2 separate regions of the Homo sapiens genome follow, and region 1 is linked to region 2. A link is a contact called in ENCODE Hi-C data. All regions are on one chromosome and are shown on one strand. The core of a region is the stretch at or near the end of the contact, and the rest is flanking DNA. Distances in the headings are between cores, read along the strand shown. Region 1 holds the start of TACR1-AS1 (TACR1 antisense RNA 1). Region 2 overlaps TACR1 (tachykinin receptor 1).

Region 1 (2,700 bases), core at 104-2,603, 55 kb before region 2:
GAAATATAATAATGGAGGGTAATTGGTGATTTTCCAAGGCAGGAGGGTGGTTGTCCTGACCTTGTTTGTCTGTATCTGAGCTATGTGACCCTTAGAACAGGAGATGGTGGCCTCTCTGGATGGAATAGAGATTTTACAGGTGAGCTGGACCAGAAGAGCTGGTGATACTCAGGTGGGGGTTGAATGGGGCAGTTGTGAGGCACTTGTGGACATTAGAGAGGTAGAGATAGAGAGAGGAGAGAAAGGGGGAAGAAGGGCATGTAAGCAAAGGGAGGGGGAGACAGGAAAAAGAGGAGAGGAGAAGAGAGGCAGAAAGATGAGCCAAGGTTGCTCACGGCAAGAGAGGAAATTAAATCCAGATGATGCTAAGTGAGCTTGAGGCTCATTAAGCCATACCAGGCAAGAAGACAGTTAGAATTGTCCTTGAGCTGAAGAGGAGAACTACGTTAGGAGCTGCAATCCCAAGAATGGAGAGAGGGTCCTGGAAGGCTTGAGGATGGGGCAAAGATGCTGGGGCTTGGGAACAGTCCCTCAACGTTTTGGGGTTTTTAGATTTTTTTGTTTGTTTTTTAAATGGAGGTCAAAGTGTAACAGCCTTCCAAAATAAACTAAGTTGTCCTTATGCAGCCCTTTCATTTGGTTTGAAAAGGTGAGGTCAGAGATGTTCATGCTCAGTGTGAATTTGGAGACGCAAAGGAGAGAGGCAGAGCACAGACTCATCTGGAGGAGAAAGGCAGCTTCCTGCCTCACTGCCCAGGACTGAGGTAGGGAGCAGGCCAAATGCGAACTTGGAAGCCAGTGGCAGAGGATGGGCCGAAAGGAGGGATAAGGGAGTACCAGGAGCTAAGCAGTGCTGTGGAGAAGGTCTTTTAGGGGACTCTTCCAACAGCAGCAGGGATGCAGGGTAGATAGACAGGGAGAGACCTGGGGCCAGAAAACCCAGAGAAGACAAGACAGTTAGGAGACTCCAGCCACAGTCCAGGCAACATGCACGAGGGCCTAACTTACAGTGGGGATGAAAGGGAATGATAGCTGGGAAACCCTCTTCAGAGGGAATCACCATGGCTCATTGGCTGACAGGTTGTAATTTCTCACTCACCTGTGCTGGGTTAGTGCTGAATCTCCACTGGGTTTCTTCAGAGAGTGTGTGTGTGTGTGTGTGTGTGTGTGTGTGTGTGTGTGGTGGGTTAGTGCTGAATCTCCACTGGGTTTCTTCAGAGTGTGTGTGTGTGTGTGTGTGTGTGTGTGTGTGTGTGTGTGCGTGCGCGCTCTTGGCTGATTATCTCCCTGGGCCAAACTTCCAATTATAAATCTCCCGGAGTGAGTGGCTTCAGCAAAGCAGTCCTTCCTTGTGACATGCTCAGTCTGGAGGTTCTGACTACTCCCCCATGAGCTCTGTAGGGGAGCTGTTTGTTGTTTGGGATTTTCAGAAACAGGATTTTCCTGCTTGGGCAGCAACAGCATGACCCTGAGTGTTCAGATCCCGAGGGAGCCAGGAGCCGGGAGGAAGGCAGCAGCAGGCTCAGCTTCCTGTAGGCCAAGCATTGCTTTGGGCAGTGAGGGGGGCATCCAAGTGAACTTTAGTTGTGCACAGCAAGCCCCACACCCCCGCCCTTCAATTAATCAGTGAGCCAGCAAGCTGGGCCTTTACTGAACTCCTATAGTGAGGCCAGTTTCCTTATCAAAAGTGAATGGCCTCATGGAGAGACCTCAGTCCCACACCCTGAATAAAGCTCAATAGTGCTGCCCACCATCAGTGATTCCAGGAAAAAAAATTTAATGAATCTGATTAGAATACTTAGAGTACACTGATGACCTGGAATTAGCTTGAATAGGAAGAGAGGATACGTGAGGAATTAAATCCTTGCACACAGGAGTTAAAACCACCTCCTCCCTTTTGCATCCCTGGTTGGTCCACCTGGATCCTCTGTCTTCACAACTTAAAAGGGTTAGCAGCCACATGGAAGGAAACAGGGAATGTGCCAGGTGAATTTCAGAAGTTTTGCCATTGCTTCTCTCCAAGTTGTACACAATTTCAATAATACTCTAAGAATTAAGAGATGTATTTTAATGGGTTTTTTTCCTGATCCTATAAACAAATCTTAGGTCATCAGATCTGGAAGAGACATCAGACCTTATGCTCTGCTTCCCTTGTAAAACTGAACGCCTTTAACAGCACAGCTCAGAGTGCAGTCAGTCAATATTGACATTTCACAAGAGAGGTCAATAATTCTCAGCAAGTGAGTAGCTGGTTCTAGCTCAGTCACCCACTTAGGTGTCAGGACTATCTTCTGAGAAGCAGTCTTTCATAACATCCCACTGAGGCTTGGATGCCTTCAGAAAAGATTTCTGACAATTCCTGTGCTTTCTTGCCATAGCATCTTGTTAGACTCAGTCAAGGTGATTGTGTATTGTTCCTACCCTGCCCTCTGCTGAGCTTTTGCCTAAAAGAACTCTTATAAGAAGTCTTAGGCTGGTGCAGTGGCTCACGCCTGTAATCCCAGCAATTTGGGAGGCCAAGGTGGGCAGATCACAAAGTCAGGAGTTCAAGACTAGCCTGGCCAATATAGTGAAACCCCATCTCTACTAAAAAATACAAAAATTAGCCAGGCGTGGTGGTGCACGCCTGTAGTCCCACTACTCGGGAAACTGAAACAGGAGAATCACTGGAACCCAGGAGGCAGAGGTTGCAGTGAGCCG
Region 2 (2,807 bases), core at 244-2,743:
TATTTTTATCTCTTTCGGAATATCTTCTTATTAGAAGCTAGGATTGCTGAGAATCTCACTTCTATTTCTATTATATTCTTATCTTTATTTTCACCTTGTTTTCCTTTTTCTAAAATATTCTCAGTGAATAATCAACTTGTCCTCTGCCTGACTAATTCAGTTTTCTGCCGTGTCCAACATGTTATTCATCATTCTTTTTTTTTTTAATACAGCAACCACATTTTTCATCATGGTTGTCTGGGTATAGACATTGGAACTCATTTCATGGAAGTCTCCTTTTGTTTCTTGAAGACAGATGTTATTAAGTACATAAATTAGCTATTTCAACAGTATTTTTTTCTTATAGTAATCTATTTCAGGGGACACATTTATGTTACCAAAAATATTCAGTGAATTGAAGGTTGCATTCTTCTGAACCACAAAATTTCCTTATAGTTACCAAGAACATTATTTTTTGACTTATTCTCACAATGAGAGAGCTATGGCTCTGCAATGTGATTTATCATTTTATTCATTCACTTAGCAAATATTTATGAACCCTTACTTTATAGTACGTACTATGCTATAGATAAAACAATGACCTATCACACTCGTCACCTTAAAGCTCTTAGAGTCTACTGCACACTTGGGCAGGGAAGCAAGCATGTGGATACAGTAGTTAGTGCTGCAATAAATCCACAGTGCCATTCATTACCACAGAGTCATGAAATGCTCAACAGACCAAGATAGTAATCAGCTGAGTCCTGGAGGTTAGATATGAGTTAGTCATATGGCATTTGGAGGATGAGGGAAGCAAATCAGTAGGCAGAGTTTGTTGGAAAAAAGAATTCCAAATCGAGACAACCACATGCACAAAGATTTGAAAGAGAGGTTATAATTTATGCCAAAGAAACTAAATTTAAAAATAATAATTGCTAGCATTCATTATGCACCTATGATGTTCCAGGCACTCTGCCAAGAACTTTGCATGCATCATCTCATTTCATCCCCTCAGCAGCTCAAAGTGGTAGGCAAATTGTCCAAGTGCTCCAGCAAGTATGTGGCAAAACCAGAATCTGAACTGAGGGAGTCTGTCTTTGGAGCTCACTCATTAGCTACTACATCATCCTGCCTCTCTGAAAAAACTCAGCATGGCTATGTGGAGTGTGTGATGTGTGTGGGGGTGTGGGTGGCATGGTAGGTGAGGAAGAATGGGAATAAGGGAAGAGATCCCAGGCTGGAAATCATAAAGAGTATTGTAGGATCACTGAGTTTATGCTTTATTCTAACAATAATGGGGAATAAATGCTGGAAGAAGACAGTGGTCATGAAACGCCTGTGAAATGCATCCCAGTGGACATATGTGTTCTGTGAGGTCTGAGGTATGGATATAAAAACGTGAGTCATAAGCTCATAGATGGATTTACAACCTTGGGGACAGATTAATCACCTGGGGAGATCTGGCTGAAGAAGGTCTAGAAAAAGCCCTGAGGAAGTCGATAGAAAAGGAGGACTTGATAAAAGGGGCTGTGAGCCAGTGGCCAGCAGGGTAGGAGAGAAACTAGAGGTGTGGTGTCTGAGAATGCAAGGAAAGGGGCCTGAGAATCTACAGTGACATCAGTCAACCTGGCCGCGCAAACCTCTCCCTGGGTTCAGCCTCTGGGGCAGCTGTGGGCAAGAATGTGGGTGGCTGGATTCATCTCAGCCTGAGATTTTTATCAGATGAGTATCATAGAAGGAGGAAAGAGTAAGGGAATTGGAGGTGACTTGTATAGGAGTGATTAGATTGATGGACAAGGAAGGAAAGAAAACATGAAGAGTCTGAGGAATAGGAAGAAAATGTCAGGTTCAGTGAATGTGAGTTTCCACAGAGAGAATTGTAACAGCAGAGGTACTCAGGCAAGTGACTTGGGAGGATGGACATGGTATTTATGGACAGGATGTTTTAAAAAGTCATGCATATCCCAGGTGTGGCCAGGATGCAGATAACTGATGCAAAAGAGAGAAGGAGCTCACTGGAGATGAGGAGTCTCAGCACTGAGATGCCAGAGTGCTGGGTGGTCCTCCTCAAGGAGGATGAAGTCACTGGGGTGAGACAGAGGCTGGGATAGTGAGGGAGGCTCCGAGCCAGAGCTGAGGTCCTCAGTGATCAGGGAAGAGTGACCAGGAGGCTGGAGAGTGACAGCAGCAAGTGAAAAAGAAGATGTGGCAGGATATGTGCTCCTCAGAGGGGTGGCATCTGACAGGACACAAGGGGAAGTGGTCTGGAAGTGGCACGGAGGAGCAGGAGAACCCTCACTCCACCTGCTGGTTCTGAGGGGAATAAATGTGAGAGCAAGAAAAGAAAAAAAAAAAAAGCCTTAATTTGCAAGAACTACAAAGAACACATATTCTCAGGAAGCAGCCAGAGTTCTATTAAGGCTGGAATTAAAAAGAACATTCCTAAAATTTCAAGTATTGACAGGAGATTGCCTGCCACAAAGCAGGAACCCAAAGGCAGAGCAGGAGAGTTTGAGAGGAAAGTGGGAGAGACTGGGTTAGCTAATGGGACCAACCCAGAAGTTGGGGGATGAGAATCCACTCCTAGAGCAAGCTGGATGTGGTGGTGAGCAAGGCTGGTAGGGATGTGGGTTTCAGGGACTGAAGCCTGGAAGTCTCTTAACAGATGAGAGTCGCTCACTTCAAGGCTTTGTGGTCCTCAAGGATTGGCCAATATTGAGGCAGCTATTCTCAGAGGTCTCTCTTCATCTTTCTCATCAGACAACTGCTCCCTCAGGCATCTCCAAGAAATATTTCTGGGATATTTGAGGATGAATTTTAAGGTAAAA

The links. A loop is a pair of places that touch in the nucleus more often than their neighbours do. Pooled maps may share reads with other maps.
Region 1: a loop to region 2 is called in a map of Caco-2, with 4 times the contacts of the local background. The contact joins the promoter of TACR1-AS1 here to the enhancer-like site in region 2. A Hi-C loop is called at or near these places in 1 of 168 maps with a recorded cell type or tissue (Caco-2) and 3 of 50 pooled maps.

What each region holds. Positions count from the first base shown.
Region 1 is chr2:75,152,971-75,155,670 of GRCh38, reverse strand. TACR1-AS1 (TACR1 antisense RNA 1) reads right to left here and starts at 1,353. Exons shown (of 4, transcript NR_168010.1): 1 at 1,100-1,353. The region is part of intron 1 of TACR1 (tachykinin receptor 1); the gene reads left to right.
Region 2 is chr2:75,098,442-75,101,248 of GRCh38, reverse strand. All of the region lies in intron 2 of TACR1 (tachykinin receptor 1), which reads left to right. Among named protein-coding and RNA genes, the nearest start is that of MIR5000, 9.0 kb to the right of the region's middle. Within about 2 kb of position 1,493, at least 2 of the 41 ENCODE cell types and tissues checked have a DNase peak (open chromatin) inside an H3K27ac peak, as active enhancers do.